2 separate regions of the Homo sapiens genome follow, and region 2 is linked to region 1. A link is a loop called in an ENCODE intact Hi-C map of the cell type or tissue named here. Cell type or tissue: B cell. All regions are shown on one strand.

The links. A loop is a pair of places that touch in the nucleus more often than their neighbours do. Peaks named below come from ENCODE experiments on the same cell type or tissue, not always from the same donor. Only the 100,000 strongest peaks of a DNase experiment are listed, where the experiment ranks them.
Region 2: it touches region 1 in a loop (11-fold over the local background); 4 of 110 quality-filtered maps call a loop at or near these places.

Annotation. Positions count from the first base shown.
Region 1 is chr20:49,800,831-49,804,830 of GRCh38, reverse strand. No RefSeq gene overlaps it. Among named protein-coding and RNA genes, the nearest start is that of SLC9A8, 10 kb to the left of the region's middle. RefSeq lists an enhancer at 1,761-1,890. In B cell, no CTCF peak of the experiment used is centred here; DNase peaks (open chromatin) are centred at 2,140, 2,720 and 3,880; H3K4me3 peaks cover 784 bases; H3K27ac peaks cover 1,290 bases.
Region 2 is chr20:49,666,444-49,670,443 of GRCh38, reverse strand. All of the region lies in intron 1 of B4GALT5 (beta-1,4-galactosyltransferase 5), which reads left to right. Among named protein-coding and RNA genes, the nearest start is that of B4GALT5, 45 kb to the left of the region's middle. In B cell, no CTCF peak of the experiment used is centred here; DNase peaks (open chromatin) are centred at 583 and 1,693; H3K4me3 peaks cover 1,128 bases; H3K27ac peaks cover 467 bases.

The DNA.
Region 1 (4,000 bases):
GCCTCCCAAAGTGCTGGGATTATAGACATGAGCCATGGTGCCTGGCCCAAGCAGTCTTTTTGAAGTATGTATCAGATCATGTTACTCTTCTGCTCAAAATCATCCCACGGCTCCCCATTTTACTGCAAACAAAACCCAAACTCCTCTTGGCAGTCTGCAAGGCCCTGTTTGGTCAGCTCCCTTTCCCTGAAGGGGTCTCTTGTCCCTTTTCCCCTGCATCCCAACTCACTTATCTGCTCCTTGAACATGCCATGCTCCTCCCCAGCTCAGGACCTTTGCACTTGCTGTTCCTTTGTCTATCACCTTCTAGATATACATAGAGCTGCCTCCTAGTCATAATTCAGATCCCATACAATGGAAGCACCCTGACTGAGGCCGTCTCCCACCTGCCCCAGCCAGCCACTGCATCTTCCAGCATTTCACTCTCTTGTCCTCGTGGTACCTATTATGTGAAGTTACTCTGTTTTGTCCTTTTTAAAAAAACATATTTGAAATTATTATTGAAATATGGCCCAGGCACCATGGCTCATGCCTGTGATCCCAACACTTTGAGAGGCCAAAGCAGGCGGATCATTTGAGGTCAGGAGTTCGAGACCAACCTGGCCAACATGGCAAAACCCCATCTCTACTACAAATACAAAAATTAGCCGGGCGTATTGGTGCACACCTGTAATCCCAGCTGCTTGGGAGGCTGAAGCACGAGAATCACTTGAACTTGGGAGGTGGAGATTGCAATGAGCCGAGATCGTACCACCGCATTCCAGTCTGGGTGACAGAGTAAGACTGTCTCAAAAAATAAATTAATTAATTAAATTAAATTAAATAAATATTGAAATACAACTCATATAACAAAAACTTCATTTTAACATGTGCAATTCAGTGGGTTTTAGTGTATTCACTATGTTATGCAACCATCACAACTGTCTGATTCCCAAACATTTCTGGCACCCCAACAAGAACCTCTGCACCTATCAGCAGTCACTCCCTGCTGCCCCATCCCCTGGCAGTCATTACTTTATTTTCTGTCTCTATGGATTTACGGATTCTGAACATTTCATGTAAGTGGAATAAAATCTGTGGCATTTTATGACTGGCTTCTTTCACTTAGCACAATGTTGTTTCTTTTTCAAATTTACTTCCTTGTGACCTGTCATCCCCATTAGGCTCACAGGGGGTCTAGTACCTAGACTAGCACCTGACATAAATCATTAAGTATGGATTAAGCACCTACTATGTGCTATGTCCACAGTAGCACAGAAAACTCCAAGGAAACTGCCTTTTTTATTTTATGTTTTTCAGAATTTTCAATTATTTCTTCTTCTAATTTTTATTTATTTTATTTTATTTTTGAGACAGGGTCTCACTCTGTTACCCAGGCTGGCATACAGTGGCACAATCACTGCTCACTTTGGCCTCAACCTCCTGGGCTCAGGTGATCCTCCACCTCAGCCTCCCAAGTAGCTGAGACTACAGGCACAACCACTGTGCCTGGCTAATTTTTGTATTTTTTTGTAGAGGCGGGTTTTCGCCATGTTGTTCAGGCTGGTCTTGAACTCTTTGGCTCACGGGATCTGCCAGCCCGTGTCTCCCAAAGTGCTGAGATTATAGGAGTGAGCCACTGTCCCCGGCCCTTTATTTATTTTTTATTTTTTTATTTTTGCAAACTTTTTTTTTTTTTTGAGATGGAGTTTCACTCTTGTTGCCCAGGCTGGAGTGCAATGGCGCGATCTTGGCTCACCGCAATCTCTGCCTCCTGGGTTCTCCTTGCCTCAGCCTCCCAAGTGGCTGGCATTACATGCGCCTACCACCACGCCCAGCTAATTTTTTGTATTTTTAGTAGAGATGGGGTTTCACCACGTTGGCCAGGCTGGTCACGAACTCCTAATCTCAGGTGATCCACCCGCCTCGGTCTCCCAAAGTTCTGGGATTACAGGCGTGAGCCACCGCACCCTGCCCAGGCATTTTCAATGAAGGGGAAACTTTCTCCATAACCTCTATTTTCCCCTCAGTAATCCTCAAGTCTTCCCGGTACACCCTCAACACAGGTGATGGGCTAAGGGTTCATAGACGGTTTGGGGAAGTCTCCCCTTTTCTAACTCAGCAGACATTCAGCTGTCTCTAGAGAGAGCCACAGTACCTCAGCACGAAGCCCTTAACCAAAACTGAAACAAAAGAAAAGTCCCATTACACACCTGTTTCTAAGGGGTTTTCCCGTCTCTTTGCTTCTTATTCAAGACAAATCTGTGGGACAGTTAAAATATTTGCCATAAATAAAAAGATATAGGCTGGGCGCGGTGGCTCATGCCTGTAATCCCAGCACTTTGGGAGGCCGAGATGGGTGGCTCACGCGGTCAGGAGATCAAGACCATTCTGGCTAACATGGTGAAACCCCGTCTCTACTACAAAAAAAAAAAAATTAGCTGGGCATGGTGGCGGGCGCCTGTAGTCCCAGCTACTCGGGAGGCTGAGGCAGGAGAATGGCATGAACCCGGGAGGCGGAGCTTGCAGTGAGCCGAGATCACGCCACTGCACTCCAGCCTGGGCAACAGAGCGAGACTCTGTCTCAAAAAAAAGAAGGGGCCACAGGACAAGGAATGCAGGAAGCTTCTAGTTGCAGAGAGAATCGCAAGTAAGGAAATGGGGGCTTCAGTTCTACAGCTGCAAGGAACTGAATTCTGCCAACAATCTGAAAAGAGTCCAATTCCTCCCATAGCCTCCAGATGAGGACTCCAGTGAGCTGACATCTCTGCTTCAGCCATGTGATGCCCTGAACGTATAACACAGCAGAGCCTGCATGAGCTTAGGACCTACAGAACTGTGAGCTAATACATGAGTATCACTTAAAAGGAAAAATAGATATATTCACCTTGCTGCCGTCAGTCCTCAGCTGAAAGTGGGTTTGCTTTGAGTACCCCAGGGCGGGCCAGCTCTCTTGGGCCAAGGGGTAGACAGAGAGGCTGATTGGGAGTTAAGAACCCAGACACTGGAGCCAAGCTTCCGGGGTTCAGATCTCAGCACTGCCACTTACTGCCTCTGTCATGTTGGGCAAGTTAACCCCCTTGTGCCTCAGTTTCCCTGGTATGTATTTCAGAGTATTATTTTTGGGTGAAGTGAGCTAATATTCAGAAGTTCTTTTTTCTTTTTTTCTTTTTTTAAGACAGAGTTTCACTCTTGTTGCCCAGGCTGGAGTGCAATGGCGTGACCTCGGATCACTGCACTGCAACCTCTGCCTCCTGGGTTCAAGCAATTCTCCTGCCTCAGCCTCCCAAGTAGCTGGAATTACAGGCGCCCACCACCACGCCCAGCTAAGTTTTTGTATTTTTAGTAGAGACGGGGTTTCACCATGTTGGCCAGGCTGGTCTCGAATTCCTGACCTCGTGATCCGCCCGCCTCGGCCTCCCAAAGTGTTGGGATTACAGGCGTGAGCCACCGTGCCCAGCCTATTCAGAAGTTCTTGAAGCCATGTCTGTCTGGCACATAAGTACTTCATGGATGTTTCTTAAATAAAATAACCTCCCCCAGTCAATATATATGTGCATAATGGGGCGATTGCTTCAAAGTAGGGCTGAGCCCTTCGTTGCTTCTCCTGGGTTAGAAATACCAGTTGTTAGCCTGGGCAACACAGTGAGACCCCATGTCTACAGAAAAGAGAAATAAATAGTCAGGCACGGTGGTGTGCACTTGTAGTCCCAACTACTCAGAAGGCTGAAGTGGGAGAATAGATTGAGGCGGGAGAATAGATTGAGCCTGGGAGGTCAAAGCTGCAGTGAGCTGTGATCGCACCACTGCACTCCAGCCTGGGTGACAGAGCGAGCCCTGTCTCAAAAAAAAAAAAAAAAAAAAGAAGTACAAGTTGTGGTGACATCTAACCGCATATTTTCTTGTCTAATTTAAAGCCCAAAAGGGAAGTTTCTCTCTATTTCCTAGTAGGGGGAAACTAGAAAAAGCCCAATTATCTAGTAATAGAAGAATAAGTGCAGGCACTAAAAAGGATGACTCA
Region 2 (4,000 bases), 130 kb after region 1:
CAAAAAAATAAATCATTACTGTTGTAAAGAACATTGGTAAAACAGAAGGAAAAAAGGTCATCTCACATCACTGTTACTCCCTAACAGCAAAGCAGGTTGGTAAATTTGCCTCAAGTCTGTTTTAGCCTGATACATGTTCTTATTCCTTAGCAATAGTTGTCAAGATATAGCAGAACTTTTTTCATGTTGTTAAAAATGTGATAGTCTATGCTAAATATTATACATAAGGTGTATGGTGATAAGGTTGCATAGTTTTCACTTTTAAAGATGTGTAAGATTCCGTCAAGTTTTGTGTCACAGTTTATGTGCTGTTGTTTTAGTAAGTGAAAGCAAGTTTATTAGAGAAGAAAAGAAACTGGCTACTCCACAGGCAGAGCAGCACTGAGAGCTGCTGGTTGTTGATTTTGAGTTGTTTCCCAAGATTTTGCTTTTAGAAATAATGTAAGTAAAAACTTTGTGCATAGAATAGCCTCATATTTAGGATACTTTGCTAGCTCAGAAGGTATGAGCATTTTTATGGCTATTGTTGAATTTGCAAATAGTTTTCCCAAAGGGTTTATACCAGTCTGCACGAACACCAGCACAGTTGGTGAAGTATCAGTTTCACTATGACCTTTTCTGGCTTATAGCCTTTTTTTTTGTGGTTGCAGAAAAACCAGTATACTTCTACCTTAAAAAAGCAAGGCAACTCCTCCGGCTATCACAGCATCTGTGTGCCAAGCTATAATTCTTTTTTTTTTTTTTTTTGAGGTGGAGTTTCGCTCTTGTTGCCCAGGCTGGAGTGCAATGGCGCGATCTTAGCTCACTGCAACATCCGCCTCCCAGGTTCAAGTGATTCTCCTTTCTCAGCCTCCCGAGTAACTGGGATTACAGGCATGCACCACCATGCTCGGCTGATTTTGTATTTTTAGTAGAGACGGTGTTTCTCCATGTTGGTCAGGTTGGTTGCGAACTCCTGACCTCAGGTGATCCACCTGCCTCAGCCTCCCAAAGTGCTGGGATTACAGGTGTGAGCAACCACGCCCAGCCTATGTAATTCTTTAATAAATAGCTAAATGCCTACTATTTATCAGAAGTTGATGAAGAAAAGAATAAGACTGTCTGTACTCTTAAGGAGCTTACAGTCTATTGGAAGAGAGAGACATGCTCAAATTTGTAGAGGTCATGGATAGAAGTTGGTGTATCAGTTGAGAAAGAGCCCAAAGATAGGTGTAGGCAGTTCTAATCTTGGGGGTGGGATGATACCAGGAAAAGCTAGGAAAGGGACATTAAAGCTTAGTATTGGCTGGGCATGATGGCTCTCACATGTAATCCCAGCAGTTTGGGAGGCTGAGGCAGGAGGATTGCTTGAGCCCAGGAGTTTGAGACCAGCCTGGGCAACAAAGTGAGATTCTACCTCTACAAAAATAAAAAAATTCACCAGATGTGGTGGTGTACGCCTGTGGTCCCAGCTACACAGGAGGCTGAGGCAGGAGGATTGCTTGAGCCAAGGAAGTTGAGGTTGCAGTGAGCTGTGTTTGTGCCACTGCAATCCAGCCTGGGTGACAGGACGAGACACTGTCTAAAAAAAAAGCTTAGTATGAGCGGGTGTCACAAAAGCACGTTCATACAGAGGAGGTGTCAGTGGGGGTGGGAGGCTGGAACCACAAGGCAATTCAGGGACAGGGATTGGTCGGTGGAGTGGGGGCGGTGACGGACAGAGATTAGGACGAGGGGGTGCGGAGGTGAGGGGAGCAGAGCCTTTGTTCTGGTTTCAGTTCCACAGAGGAGTGTGGCAGTGCTGGTCTTGTGCCTCTAGCACATTCCCATCAGCAACATCCGTCATACCCTGACGCCCCCCCCACCCCCACCCATTCTCCGCAGGGTTGTTTTGATAAGTGTACGTGTTCAGTTTCAATGGAACCAGCAAGGTAATTTACAGTTTTCTCCCACCCAAGCTTATACTGAGGTTATGTGGCTGTGCATGTGGATATTGGTACTTCTGAGGGTTGATAACTGGTCATGCTATTAAGAATTTTGGGGGAAGCAAAGCTGAAGCTTAGATCAGTAAAGTACTTACCATAGGCTACCCAGCCATCTAGTATCTGTTTAGACAGCATTTTCATGTCTAATCTTATGTACAGTTTAATAATTTAACAGATGGTAGACTAATAGGTCAGTGGAAATGTTTATAGGGTACTTCATAGCTGTTAATTTTTACCACTTGGATTTTTTTAATAGCTAGGAATAGTAATTAGGGTGAAAAATGAAACCTACGAATGACTTTGTGATTTTTCTGCCTCAAATGAGAAGGATTAGGAAAGCAAAAGTTTCCTCAAATCAATTTTTCCCCCAAAATATTTTTTTGTATTATTTACTTTGTTAATGTGTGTATGTGTCCCCCCTCCTCCCAGTTCTCTTTAAACACTTTTTGTATGAAAATTGTCACACGGTTGCTCCAAAATATTTAAATAGATAAGACAATGGGTGTAAATTTTGCTGCCAAAAATTCCTTGTATCTTAAAAAAGCTGTATTTTCTCTCTTAAATGTATGTTAATGTATGTAATGCATAGTATGAGTATCCAGCATTTTAAGCAGATTTAAAATGGAAAAATTCATGATTCACATTAGAGCTTCAAACTTATAAAATTTGGGGGATGCATTATAGCGTGAGTATTGGCACCCACTCCTGAAGTGGAATATTGGAAGCCTGAAATATATGACATGTTGACAGTAAAGATCCAGGTAATATTGGCCATGCGGGGTGGCTCACACCTATAATCCCAGCACTTTGGGAGGCCAAAGTGTGAGGACTGCTTGAGCCAGGGAGGTTAAGACTGCAGTGAGCCATGATCGTGCCACTGCACTCCAGCCTGAGTGACAGAGCAAGATCCTGTCAAAAACAACAACAGGCCGGGCGCGGTGGCTCACACCTGTAATCCCAGCACTTTGGGAGGCCAAGGCGGGTGGATCACAAGGTCAGGAGATCGAGACCATCCTGGCTGACACAGTGAAACCCCGTCTCTACTAAAAATACAAAAAAAATTAGCCGGGCGAGGTGGCAGGCACCTGTAGTCCCAGCTACTCGGGAGGCTGAGGCAGGAGAATGGCGTGAACCCCTGGGGGGCGCAGCCTGCAGTGAGCTGAGATCGCGCCACTGCACTCCAGCCTGGGTGACAGCGAGAGTCCGTCTCAAAAAAAACAACAACAACACAAGCCAAAAAAAAAAAAACACTTCAAAAAGATCCAAGTAAAAGGAATCAAACAAAGTGTGGGCAGCATAGTAGCTGTGGATTCAGGGGATTGAGCATCTGAGAGGCAGTAGAGCATGTTTGTTAAAAATCTGGACTCTGGAGACAAAGCCTGCTGTGAAATCTTGGCTCCACATGGTCAGATTGCGTATTCAGACCTGAGTTTTTTTCATCTCTAAATTGATGGTAACAACCTGCCTCTCAGTTATTGTGAGGATGAAATGAGATAAAACACAGGCATTTGGAAAGGTGCTGGCACATAAGGACTCAATAAATGCATTATTAGTTGTATAGGAATCCATCTCTTTATAAGCAGAATAAGCAGATTCTTTCTTTACCTGTTGTGCAGAGCAGTGAACACTGATCATCTGCTTGTTTGGGGGTAAGGTTGAATTATTTTTCAGGTTGTGCTTTTTCCACAAAATATTGGTCTAAAAAGATAATGCAGGTTTTGCAGATACTCTAGCATGGCAGAAATCAAACTTCAACATTCCTTTGGCACATTTTGTTTTTCCTTAATTTTTATTGTGTCTTATCTGTGTATTTTGTATATGGGGGAAGGAGAGAGCACTAGCAAGCATGAGCGTGAGAGGGAGCCTCCTGTTCTATTTATTCATTTTCTGCTTCTCTTCTCTTTAGATTCTCTTCCCTTTTCCCTGTTCTTTATGCCAAAAGCATGGACATGCTAAAGAGGTAGAACCTGTGATCCATAGATTGGCTCCAGTGTTTTTCTGGAATTTATTTGACTCTGTTATAAATCCCACATTTT